Linked DNA regions of Homo sapiens: region 2 is linked to region 1. The links are chromatin contacts, found by Hi-C or POLR2A ChIA-PET in ENCODE. All regions are on one chromosome and are shown on one strand. Each heading gives the region's core, a stretch centred on a gene start or an enhancer-like site at or near the end of the contact. The rest is flanking DNA. Distances are from core to core; before and after follow the strand shown. Region 1 holds the start of PDK2 (pyruvate dehydrogenase kinase 2). Region 2 holds the start of ACSF2 (acyl-CoA synthetase family member 2).

What was found. A loop is a pair of places that touch in the nucleus more often than their neighbours do. ChIA-PET counts read pairs that join two places held with the same protein, here RNA polymerase II (POLR2A). Pooled maps may share reads with other maps.
Region 2: a loop to region 1 is called in a map of gastrocnemius medialis, with 2.1 times the contacts of the local background. The contact joins the promoter of ACSF2 here to the promoter of PDK2 in region 1. A Hi-C loop is called at or near these places in 1 of 168 maps with a recorded cell type or tissue (gastrocnemius medialis) and 4 of 50 pooled maps. POLR2A ChIA-PET finds 5 or more read pairs at or near these places in 1 of 52 experiments (MCF 10A).

The regions. Positions count from the first base shown.
Region 1 is chr17:50,091,557-50,098,021 of GRCh38, reverse strand. PDK2 (pyruvate dehydrogenase kinase 2) reads right to left here and starts at 2,671. Exons shown (of 11, transcript NM_002611.5): 1 at 2,469-2,671; 2 at 458-599. The coding sequence starts at 2,586. LOC124904024 (a long non-coding RNA gene) reads right to left here and starts at 5,160. Exons shown (of 2, transcript XR_007065837.1): 1 at 4,443-5,160; 2 at 3,369-3,680. It overlaps PDK2-AS1 (PDK2 antisense RNA 1), which reads left to right. Exons shown (of 2, transcript XR_007065842.1): 2 at 1-124. RefSeq lists enhancers at 1,240-1,755, 1,756-2,271, 3,303-3,512 and a silencer at 2,803-2,922.
Region 2 is chr17:50,424,921-50,431,269 of GRCh38, reverse strand. It overlaps ACSF2 (acyl-CoA synthetase family member 2), which reads right to left and starts at 5,052. Exons shown (of 16, transcript NM_025149.6): 1 at 4,881-5,052. The coding sequence starts at 5,008. RefSeq lists enhancers at 1-20, 4,976-5,520 and a silencer at 4,920-5,239.

The sequences.
Region 1 (6,465 bases), core at 1,422-3,921:
ATTTTCCAACATCCAAAACAGTCTGTCTTGCAGCTTGGGTTATATAATGTATTTGAAAACTTACTTCTTGTTTCTGCTTCCCAAAAAGTTACCCCCAAATAAATACTGCCTAACAGTTACTGGAGTTCCAGGTCTGGGCTGCTGGCTAATGCTGACATCAGCCTGAATTGGGGTTTTGGCTGTGAAAACCATGCTTTCCTAGGTGGATCCTGTGTTTCCAGAGAAAGGTGGGTGGTAAGAAGAGGGCTAGACACAGAGACTAGGAGCTTGACCTCAGTCCTGCTCTGGCCTCAGATTCCCACGTGACCCTAGGCAACTCCAAGCGCTTGGGGCTTTGGTGTCTCCTGTCTGTCCCCACCCCACCCTCAAAGCTGCTAAAAGCTTGGAGATGCCATCCCTGAGCCCAGGGACACTGGCGATGGAGTGGGAGGTGCAGGGACTGAGCCAGGGGTCTCACCAGCTCTGCACCAGCTGCACGGAGGGTGTGCTCAGCACTCGGTCGGGAAGCAGGTTGATCTCTTTCATGATGTTGGCCAGGCGCACAGGCAGCTCCTGCCTGAGGAAGGTGAAGGAGGTTTTCTCACAGGCATTGCTGGATCCTGGCAGGAGAAAGAGGGGTGAGCCACAGAGCCACAGACTATGAAAGCCAAAGGATGTCTCGGCCAGGTCAGCTAAACCCTTCATTAACAGGGGGCTCAGAGAGCAAGTGACCTGCCCGGGGCACACAGCAAGGCTCCCCATCCCCTGCAGGGCTCAAACACCTACACCCCATGCCTAACACTTCAGGAGGTGTCATCCTCTCCTCATCCCCAGCTGAACCCTGCTTGCCTTTAACCACAGTGGACAGGGCCACTCCTGGGCCCATTTGGAGCTGCCTCTGGCCTCAGTCACCTCACTTCTCTTTCCTTCCCTCCCAGCACACTCACTTTGAGGGGCTGATTCCAGGGGACAAAGGAGCCTGGGAAACCCATCCCTACCTAGGACTGGGCTCTGGCTGAGGGGGGCTATGGCTAGACCACCACTGCAGGCTCCCAGTGTTGTCTCTGGCCAGCCCACCTCACCCAGCCTGGCCTGAATGCCCATGTGGGGCTGCTGTGTCTTAATGCCCATCCATGGGGCAAACGGGCCTGAGAACAGGAGTCCAAATGCCTCGGTCCTTGTCTGGTGTCAAGATGGAAAGGGTGGGGGACCGAATATGGCCTTGGCCCAGGGTCAGGGGCCCTGGGTTCCAGTCCATCAGGCTCTGCTTCCAACTCTGTCACCCAGGCCATGCCATCATCCTTTTGAAGGTCTCAGTTTCCCCCATAGTACTACAAGTTGACCAAACTCTACTGTGAGCCCCTCACAGCTGTGATGTTTCTGTAATTAGGGTGCAGTTTGTGGGGACAGCTGCTGGGGGCTAGGGGTGGGCCCAGGAGGCTTTCCTACATGGGGGAGGCTCAAGACTCAGGCAGGGCAGGGGTGCAGGCAGACAAGTCCTGAGGAACAGGTGCCTTATGTCTCGGCTGCCACCTCTCTGTTCCCGTCCCATCATTGACGCAGCTGCAACCCAAGCTAGGCACTATCAACTCAACTCTTGAGAGACTGCCCCCCACCCCCAGTCCCCAGCTGGCACCATGGAAATACCACATAGACAGACAGGGCCCACACAATGCCCATTTCAGCTGCCACGTTGGCACAGCCTCCCTCCTGCCCCAGGGCCACCCCCAGGTTGCTGGTAGTGGGCGATCCTGACCTAGCAGCCCTGGGGCAGCCAAGGGAGGTATAGGCGGCTTGACTCCACATCACGGTGCCTGGGGCCCCTGCCCAGCTGGGGAGAGGCTGCCAGGCCGGAACAGATTTGATCTTCAAGTGTCCTTGCCCACTGGGGCAGCTAGGGTCCAGCTCCTTCTGTGGGTGGATGTCTACCAGTCAGGGCACTGTCTCCCAATGGCATCTTCTGAAAGAGCCCCCTTCCCCAACTGCCCCTGGCTTAATCTCACCCTCTGCCCAGGGGTGTCTGACCCTTCATGCCCAGTCCAGGTCTCTCTACAGATGGCTGCACCTCTAAACCCTGCCTCCTCACTCCCACCAGCAGACCCCCGGTTTCCTCTGGTGGGAGGAGGGGCCCCTACTCCTCCAGTCATGAGGACAACTCCCATTAACCCTTTCGCGTCTGGATACCACCCTACTCCCTTCCTGCAGTAACATCACAGCTTCACTGCCCCTTACTCTTCAAGACCCTTCATGAGGCCCACGAAGAAACCTCGGGACCGTCCTTGTAAATGCCCCCCATTCCCATCAGCAGCCCCGTCGAGAGGCCCCGGCCGGTTCCTGCTTCCCCATTAACTCTTTCCTGCCTGTACCTTTCCAAACAACCCTTCTCTGTCACTCGGGGCCTTTCTTCTCCTCCGTCCCCCTAGCCCCCGGCTGCCCCTCCCAGCGCCCCGCCGGCCTCCGCTGCCAGCCGCCTCCCGCCCACTCCGTACCGAAGTCCAGAAACTGCTTCATGGACAGCGGGGACGGGGAGAACTTGCTGAAGTGCTCTATGTACTTGGGCGCCCCTGCCAGGGACGCATTCTTCAGCAGCGCCCACACCCAGCGCATGGCTGCGGCGGCCGCGACTTTGGTTGTGGTCCCCGCGCGGGCAGCGCTCGCGCACCTTTCGGCCCAGCGACGCGGTTCGGCCGCCTCCTCCCTACCCTTGCCCTGGCGGGCATTCCAACGCCCAGCCAATCGGCTCGTCATGGCGCCTCGACGTCGCCAATGGCCACTCACAAACAACTCCGGGCGAACCAATAGCCTTCCGCCCCGGCACGTGGCTTCCCCCGGGCCCGCCCCCTTAACCCACGCTTTGCCGGGGCGGCCTGTTGTTTTGGGGAGGCCGCGCCGAGTTCCCACCTCCCCTGTGTTCACTCCTCCCTTTCCTCCGCGGGGCGAAGCCCGGGTTAACCCCTTCCTTCCCAGAGCCCCGCCAGCCCTTTCGCTTCCTCTTCCACGCCTGCCTTTCCCTTGCTACCCCCTCGCATCTCCTTCACCTGCAGGCTCCTTTTAACCCTTCCTTTCCAGAGTTGTCTAGGTAGCTTTCAACCAATCCCTTTTCTCCAACTCAAAGGTACCTGTTTCACCTGTCATGATCGTTACCTATCCTCCCTTAACGGGTCTTGGGGATTCCCAGTCCGGATGACAGTGACCCAGACTGCGAATATTTGCAAAATTCGGAACCAGGGTGCAAGCCTATACGAATCCGTCCTGTATATATGCAGCCCACCCGCTTCCACAAAGATCCAAGCGGCTCAGGAAAAGGCGGAGTTTGCTTTTCCAACTGAAAAACATCCAGAGTAAAAACCATCACTACTAGTGGCGGTGGAGGCAGCAGCTATCGTCCATGCCAGTTAACACTTTCATTTTATTATACAGCTCATCTGACCGAACATAAAGCCTTGGACATCTAGCGCGACCACCTGAGAAAGCCACCTCCTTCGCACCGGGCTTCCTTAGAGCAAGATCCCAGGAGGTGAAGTGTCTCTGGGAGGCCCGGAGCCCGTCCTTCATCAGCGGCCCAGCTTCTCTTGGAGAAAATGTGACGCGCCCTCTTGTGGCCGAATGTGGTATCTCCCATCGTGGGTTTAGGGCCCGACCCGCCACTTTGATGCTTTCTTTGCTCGGTGACATTAGCCTAATACGTGTTAGGCTTTATGCTGGGAACAGGGAACACAGACAGGATCAAGAAATGGCCTTTTTCCTCGATGATTTCATTTCTAAGTTTCAGAGATAGCTACATAAGTAAATAATTAGCTATAACTGAATGTGATTGTAATACAGACCTCACAGAGCAAAGCTTCACATATGGAAGGGCCTCTTAGCTGGATGAATAATAAGCTATATGCCAGGCACTGTTTACAGGCATTATCTCATTTAATTCTCTATTTTATTATTCTTAGCCTCATTTCATAGATAAGAAAACCGAGACTCAGGGATCATTCTCAACTGCAAATCTGACCTTATTACTTCCTTGCTCACAGCCTTTCAATGGGCTATTTTTTTTTTTTTTTTTTTTTTTTTTGAGATTGAGTCTCCCTCTGTCGTCCAAGCTGGAGTGCAGTGGCACAACCTTGGCTCACTGCAAACTTCTCCTCCCAGGTTCAAGCGATTCTCCTGTCTCAGCTTTCCAAGTAGCTGGGATAACAGGCATGTACTACCATGCCTGGCTAATTTTTGTAATTTTAGTAGAGACAGGGTTTCACCATGTTGGCCAGGCTGGTCTTGAATTCCTGACCTCAAGTGATCTGCCCGCCTCAACCTCCCAAAGTGCAGGGATTACAGGTATGAGGCACTGTGCTAGGCCATCAATGGCTCTCTTCTTCTTACTGGAGCCTTTCCAGTTGTCACAAGTCGATTGACTTTTGCTTAATTCTCCAGACTCCTCTCTCTACATTCCCCCATGCAGCTCCCAGCCATACCTGTCTGCTGCCTTGAACCAGCCTCTAATCTCTAAGCCACTGCAAATGCATCTCTTCTGTCTGGATCATTCTTTCTTCCCACCTTCACCTGCCCATTCTTCAGGTCTCAGCTGCTTAGTCATCCCTTCCTCCTGGAAGCCTTCCTTGATCCTGCCAAGCTGGGTTATAGGCTCCCTTCAAGGGCTCCTTAGATCTCCTGGTCTTAGCAAATATTCGCAGTCTGGGTCACTGTCATCCAGACTGGGAATCCACAAGACCCCTTAAGAGAGGACAAGGAAAGATCAGGACATGTGAAACAGGTACCTCGTCGAGGAAAGGGATTGGCTGAAAGCTACCTGGACAAATCCAGGAAGGAGGGGTTAAAAGGAGCTGATGGTAGCTCTTATCAATTGAGTGAAAATTGTTTGCCAACTGATCTGTTTTCCCGCTAGACTTTAAGCTCCGTGAGGGCAGGGCAGGGGTTGTATCTGTCTTATTCACTGCCCTATCTCTAGCATCAGGCAGTACTCAGCACCTAGTAGGGAGGACAGGGTGAAAAAGAAGACAGGGCAAGCAGAGGAGCACACCACAGAGATATTCCAGAGAACCACCAAACATCCACTGGGCTAGCAATTAGGACGTGATTGATGATGCTGGTGAGTGCAGTTTTCAAGTGCACAGAATAATATATAGAATATTATGTACAAAAAAACCTGGCCCTCACTTTGGGAGGCTGAGGTAGGAGGATTGCTTGAGCCCAGGAGTTCGAGACCAGCCTGGGCAGCATAGCAAGATCTTGTCCCTACAAAAAATATAAAATTAGCTGAGTGTGGTGGCATGTACCTATAGTCCCAGCTACTTGGGAGGCTGAAGTAGGAAGATTCCTTGAGCCCCAGAGGTCAAGGCTGCAGTGAGCCAGAGCCATGATTGTGCCACGGCACTCCAATCTGGGTAACTGACTGAGACCCGGTCTCAAAAAAAAAAAAAAAAAAAAAAAAAAAGGCTTATTTCTGTGCCTAGCAATAAATGGTAGCTATTGCTGTTATTGTCAAAATTAAAGTAACAAGGAAAAGGCCGTGGCCTCTAAGGCTAGGTGTAGGAGAGGGAAAGAGATTTCCCATGACCCTCACCTTAGGCTGGACTTCCATAATGTGGGCTCTGTGCTTGGATAAGAACTCTTTCTGCAGAGCCTGCTGCAGGGTGCTAACAGCAGTGGTGTGATGTGGTACATCATAGTCAAGTTTGGTTAGGTGATGCCGAGGTAAACTGCACCCCCACCGATTCCCAAATCTCCCACTATATGTACAGTGTGGGTTGGTGGGGGGGGACTCTCCAAGGAGCTCAAGAAACTTGGCATTGCAGAGGGTTCTTTTACAGTGGGCATTGCTATATCTCTGCCAGTTATGTTTCTTTCATAATATGTAGCTCACGCTAGTTCTGAAAATGACCTATCCTCAAGAGTGTGTGTGTGTGTGGGGGGGGTCTTCCTCAAGCAGTGGCTCACAGGAGACTAGGGGGTCTGTGAAACTGGCCAGAGGGATGTGTCAACACCCCTGTCTTAAGCAGGAAGTGGCTGTAAGGACAAGACTGGGCCGAGCTTTGACAACCCACACATGTTATGCCCAAAGAACTGGATCCCAGATTCTAGAAAATAAAGTGTGGTCTCCATTCACTGGGTTCTGAGAGCTTGGCAGCTCCGGGTAGGGGCTAGGGTTTTCCTTGGGAAAGTGGACATTCCATTGTCAGTCACCCTGGGAAGGGGCAAATCCCGGCACAGAAAGTGAGGAGAGGGAAAGGGGCGGACATTGGGCCCAGAACCCTGTTGTGAGCTGAGCGCTGGTGGAGGGAGGTGGGGCAGGCAGCTGCCACCACAAGGAGGCTGGGAGGCACCCAGGCATCAGGTGGGTCTCCCAGAACAGCCTGGGTCTGTGAGCTCTGAGCATATCTGACCTGGCTTCTACCTCTGCGCTTCTCTGGGTAGCAATTTCCAGCCTCCAGTGAAGTCTTGCCAAAGTTCACAGCCTTAAGGAAAATTAACAGAAGG
Region 2 (6,349 bases), core at 3,803-6,302, 330 kb before region 1:
CATGCTTCACAGTACACTGCAGCAATGTACAGCATTCAAAGCAGAGGAGGGTAACTAAAACAGATGTGTACCATTCACTGATTCCAGCAGCCAAGTTCATAGTTATTTTCTACTGTTACATTTAGACTGGAGGATCCCCAGTGGAATGCATAGGGATATCGTTACCAAATCATTCATAAATCATGTTTTGGAAATTATGGGAAGAGTCTATTTCTTGTAACTATTTATGGTTACCACCCATAACACTTCCAGGCTTAATACAAGGCGCTTGTATAGAAACAGCATTTTGTAGTTTTCCATGTGTGTGTAAACTGTTGGTCACAAGAACAGAAAAATAGCTCAGCAGCTGTCTGAGCTATGTGATGTATGCAAAATGTGTCAAGCCCAGAGAGACATGAGACTTCAGTCATGCTCCTTCCTTCCCAGGGACAATTGTTTAAAGGCATTTTGCTCCTAACTAGCTGCTTTACCCATTACTTTCATGTTAACAAAATTTGTGATACAAAGAACAAAGTATAATGAATCAATAGCTTATATCATTTTAATGTACATTCTTGGTAAATCACTTAGGAACTGTCTCTTCTTTTCATTTATTTATTTATTTAGAGACAGAGTCTCGCTCTGTCGCCCAGGTTGGAGTGCAGTGGCACAATCTCGGCTCACTGCAACCTTCTCCTCCCGGGTTTAAGCGATTCTCCTGCCTCAGCCTCCCAAGTAGCTGAAACTACAGGCGCCCGCCACCATGCCCAGCTAATTTTGTATTTTTAGTAGAGACAGGGTTTCACCATATTGGCCAGGCTGGTCTCGAACTCCTGACCTTGTGATCTGCCTGCCTCGGCCTCCCAAAGTGCCGGGATTACAGGTGTGAGCCACTGCACCCAGCCTTCTTTTCTTTTAAAAACCCACTTGTAACTGCTGCTCATCAGATCATATAATCAGGGCAACTTGAGTCTATGCTCCCGGTTGCAGTCTGCAAACATGGCCCAAATAAATCTCTCTACTTATATTACTTTGGCCTCAGATTTTTCCCTTAGGTCCACAGTCTTATATGATCATAGCCATCCCCATGGAGGGTGGTCCACAAAGCCCCCTTACCCCTCTGTCCCCACCATCAGCACCAAGTCACTGGATCCCCAGCTCTGAGCACCACACCTAATTCTGAGAGGCTTTAGCCACTGATCTCTCTGCCTTCCCAGCTCTGAGTGTTCTCAACACCCTGGATGCAGCTGCCTCATAGGCAGCCCCAGGCCAGCTTTAGGGCAGGTCTGGGGGAAGCCTGCTCAGCCCAGGTTTCTCCTTGAATTCCTTCCTTGGAGGTTCACTGAAGCCCCAGACTAAGCCATCCACCTTCTTTGGGGAAGGAGGCACATAGATAGGGGGAAGGAGTTGGTCGTGAGGAGTTCTGGAGAGCAAAGGACAGCTTTTTCTTTCCTTCTGGGGAGAAAGACTCTGGGCCGGGCGTGGTGGCTCACGCCTGTAATCCCAGCACTTTAGGAGGCTGAGGCAGGTGGATTACTTGAGTTCAGGAGTTTGAGACTAGTCTGACCAACATGGTGAAACCCCATCTCCACTAAAAATACAAAATTAGCTGGGCGGGTGGCGCACACCGGTAATCCCAGCTACTTGGGAGGCTGAGGCAGGAGAACTGCTTGAACCCAGGAGGCGGAGGTTACAGTGACCTGAGATCATGCCATTGCACTCCAGCCTGGGGCAACAAGAGCGAAATTCCACCTCAAATAAAAAAAAAAGAAAAAGAGAAAGACTCTGAACAGCCCTGCGTCAAACGGAGAGGAGGACGTCCAGCAGACCCAAGGACTGGACATGTAGCTGGGTGGAAGTCACCATCTTGGCAATCAGCTAGGAGAAATAATTGGGTTCCAGAAAGAGGCCACCAATCAGGGGATCCTCTCCTACTTTCAAATCAGTCAGAATTCCCACCCAGACACCAGTCAAGGGTTTCCAGGGATCAGCCCTGCCTCAAAGGAAAGGCTGAGAACAAGAGCAAGCTTGTTTTATTCATCAGCCCAACAACACAGCAAGAAGGTAGTAAGTAATGAACTAACTAGCTCAGAGGTTAGATAACATGCCCGAGGTCATACAACCAACAGGGAGAGGACCCAGGGCTGTCATCCAGGATAGTCTAACTTCAAAGCCCTTGCTCTTTTCTCTCAGGCAAAACCAGGGTCTGGTAAGTAATAGGCCTGGGTGTTGGGCAACAGGAAAGCAGGCTGTGTGTGAGCAGATCGGAGAAAACAGAGGACGAAAGTCCAAGCGCATTCCTCACCATGGCACTTGCAACACCGAATAGTGCTCACCTTGATTTATTTCTCCTCCTACGAGGCTGCAAGTTCCTGGCAGGGTGAGGACTGAGTTCTGTGGCCTCTATATGCACAGCATGTGCTAGCATGACGCAGAATCTGTTCTCAGGAATGTTTGCTGATGGTTTCAGCCCTGAGGCTTCTTTTTTCATTTTTATTTTTATTTTTTTGAGATGAAGTCTTTCTCTGTCACCCAGACTGGAGTGCAGTGGTGCAATCTCAGCTCAGTGCAACCTCCGCTTCCCAGGTTCAAGTAATTCTCCTGCCTCAGCCTCCCAAGTAGCTGGGATTACAGGCATGTGCCACCACGCCAGGCTAATTTTATATTTTTAGTAGAGATGGGGTTTCTCCATGTTGGCCAGTCTGATCTAACTCCTGACCTCAAGTGATCCGCCCACCTCAGCCTCCCAAAGTGCTGGGATTACAGGCATAAGCCACCATGCTTGGCCTTTATTTTTATTTATTTATTTTTGACATGGAGTCTCCCTCTGTCACCCAGGCTGGAGTGCAGAGGTGCAGTCTTGGCTCACTACAACCACCGCCTCCCAGGTTGGAGCAATTCTCCTGCCTCAGACACCCTAGTAGCTGGTATTACAGGCACATGCCACCACGCCCGGCTGATTTTTGTATTTTTAGTAGAAACGGGGTTTCACCATGTTGGCCAAACCGGTCTCCTGACTTCAAGTGATCTGCCTGCCTGGGCTTCCCAAAGTGCTGGGATTACAGGCATGAGCCACCCACCCAGCCTTTATTTTTATTTTTTGAGTCTAGGTTTTGCTCTGCTGCTCAGGCTAGAGTGCAGTGGCATGATGACGGCTCAATGCAGCCTTGAACTCCTGGGCTCAAGTGATCCTACCACCTCTGCTTTCCAAAGTGCTGAGATTACAGGCATAAACCACCTTGCCTGGCCTGAGCCCTGAGGCTTCTGAAGGGGAAAGTAGGAGAGAAATCAGGTAAAACCATCACAGTCAGACAATAAGGGTGCAGGCACAAGGGAGTGGAAGGGGCAGAAAGAAAGTAGGCCAAACACTCAGAAAATCATCTGTCTGGATAAATGAGTCTCCTCCTGACACAGCAATAAGAATTTCTCTGAAGCTTGGTGCTCTCAGAGGTCCCAGGGCTGTAGCAGGTAAGTGACCTGTTTTGTTTATAGATAAAAAAAAGTCAAAGGTCAGAAATGTTGCCATGTGGCCTGATTTATTACTTATTTATTGGTTTGTTTGTTTGTTTTCTATTGGGCAGCCTCCTGAGCCAGAGTAGGCTGAGAGACTTCCCCTGTGGCCTGATTTAGTGTGATAAAATATGTACACTTTGGGAAGTAACTTTCCTCAGAGTCCTCCCAGCCTGAGGGGGCAGCCATGAGTCCAGAGGAGAGGCTTAAGAGACTAGGGGGTCAGGGGAGGGCCGAACTTGTCTAGGGAGACCCTGGGAAGTAGTGAGTGACTTCCCAGGGTCACTGGGAAGAGGACCCCACTGTCCTCATCTCAATCCCATCTACTGACCAGCCTTGATCCACTTAGTTTTCTCAGCAAATTAGGCAGAGTGATGTTAAGGCATTGCATGCTTTCTAGCATTCAGAAATCAGCAAGTTCAGAAAGTGTGATCTTGGAGTTCTAGCCAAAAAGGAGTCTGCATGTCCCTCCAACTCTTCCTACTTAGCCTTTTTAAAAACAAAAACAAATCTAGTTCTCTGAGACACAGCTTTGTTCTGACTTCTCCCTTTTCCATGTCCAGGCCCACACCCCATCTGATGTTGCTGAAAGTGCTGTCCTGACCATAGACTTAGTATCTGGCCGAGTTGAGTGGTAGGACAGGCTCAGTAGTGCACAGGGCTCCCCAGTGGTGCTGCTGAAGCTAACAGCCCTGATAACATGAGTGGCAGCCTGCTCTCTGTGTCTCAAGCACTTTCACATTTGCCATCTCACGGGGTCCTCCCAAGGACTGGTCACACCGGGAAGGCAGCTTTACTTACTGTGCTGCTGCAGAGGCAGTGAAGCTACTGGGAACTGAAATCCTCTGCCTGCCAGCTTCCATCCCACCCCTTGCACTGAGGACAGAAGGAAATAGGCCCAGGAGTAGGCAGCAAAGAATTAAAGCCATGTTAGTGAGCAGCTGATGAGGAGACAGGAGACTGCTAAGTTTAGTGGCCTGGGTCGGGGAGACTGGGGCTGATCCCCAAGTTTGCCCATGAAGGGGTTCCAACTCAGAGGCAGTGTCCTGGGGGTACAGCCCAGGCCTTGGCCCTTGCCCCTCCCCATCGGAATATTCTCCTTAAAGCCCACACTCCTTGCCCTCTGTGCCCATAAAGGAGAAGGAATCGAGAGTCTTGGACCAGAACTCGAAGTCACTGCAGCCACCAACCAAAGCCCCCTCCCCACCCAAGTCCACCAGGCCAAGCCAGCTTTTCCTATTGCCTAGGTGCTGGCGGGGGGCGGGGGAGGGGCGGGTACCTTCCCCCCAGTGCACTCGTCCAGAGGTGGGGCTTCCGAAGCTCGCCGGGACCTCCAAGTTCCTCTCCCGGGGAACTGCCCCGCCCCCTCTCTTCCCGCGGGGGGCCAGTACCTGAGGAAGCGGACACCCTGCAACCTGGCTTCCTGCCAACTCCGAGAGAGGGCGGCCCGGGCCCCCAGCACCCCCGAGCTCCCGGCGCACAGCCTCCCCAGGCGCAGCATCCCGACGTAGACAGCCATGGCTCGCTTTGCCCTGCGTCCCGGCCCGAGTAAACTTTTAAAGTGAGCCGGGGCGGGGCGGGCGCGCAGCGGGCGGGGAGGCGGGGAGGGTGGCCTCTGCCTATGGGGTGCGGCGGATTCGGTCTCCGCCGGCGGGGCGGGGCGGGGCGCGGCGGCGGCGACTTCGCGCGGGGCCACCTTCCCCTCCGACCCCGCGGCCCTCCCCCTCCCACCCTCGAAGAATAGCCCTGGTTTCCTCTGGATCCGAAGGCCCCAGCTGCAGTCCGAAACAGATCTTCCTCGCGACCATCCTCAGGGGCCTGGATGTTAGAAGCGCAAAAATTTGTTGATTTCCTAGAGGGAGAGCCAGCAGCACATCCGTGAGGGGCCAGATGGCAAGGTCAAGATCCATCCATCCCCTGCCCCCTCGGGTCACGTGCTGGCCCCGCTACTTGCGAGCCGGGGGCCAAAGGAGCAGGCGCGAAGCGTCCTTGAGGCATGCCAGCTGGAGCAGAGGGCCCCGCGGGGTTGGGGAGGCAGCCAGAACAAAGGGTGTCGCGGGTGAGCCCCCTGCGGGCCCGCTGGCGCCAGAGTCCCAGCTGAGGCCAGATGTCAGCTTCAGAAGGAACACCAGTTGTACCCCATCTCACAGGAGGCATCCTCCCATCCCTCCTCGGCGCCTCTGCCTTGACCTTCTGCACAGGGTTGGGGGCCGGACACGTAAGGTGGCCTCAGGGACTGGGACCTGTGTATTTCATCCTCCATCTGCCTGTCTTGGGGCCTGTGGCACAGTTCCCTGTGCTGCCCCAGGTGTGAATGGAAAGCAACCCTATGCCCCTCCTTAGGGTTCCTGAGGCCCAGGGGTGAGTGGGGTACTAAGACCTGGGCAGAGCTGCGGGACAGAGAAGGTGATAGCTCTGGTCCTGGCTAGGAAAAGTGGCACTGGGCACCAAAGAGTAGCACAGTTTATACCTGTTCCAGGTCCACACTGCCTCGGCCTAGCCATGACTCTTCCTCTAGAGAAGGAGCTGGAGAAGAATGGGGCAAAGGCCCTGGCAGTGTGACCTCCCCTCTCCTGACTGGAGGAGATGAAGTAAACCCTGCCAGGCAGAAGGGGTGGCTGAGAGTGGAGCCTGGCCTGAGGTGACCTTTGCCCTTATCTGGGAACTCTGGCTCCACTTGGGTCATGAGAAGGAGTCCATGCTGGGCCTCTTTATGATCTTGAGCGTGACCTCAAATCCTCCCTGGAACCCCGGTTCCTAGGGAGGGTCCCCACACTTCAGTTTCTGTGGGGTTGGGGCAGGAAGAGACAGAGGAACAAAGAGATCACCGGAGGCTGGGCCTGCAAGGGTGTGCTTTCCT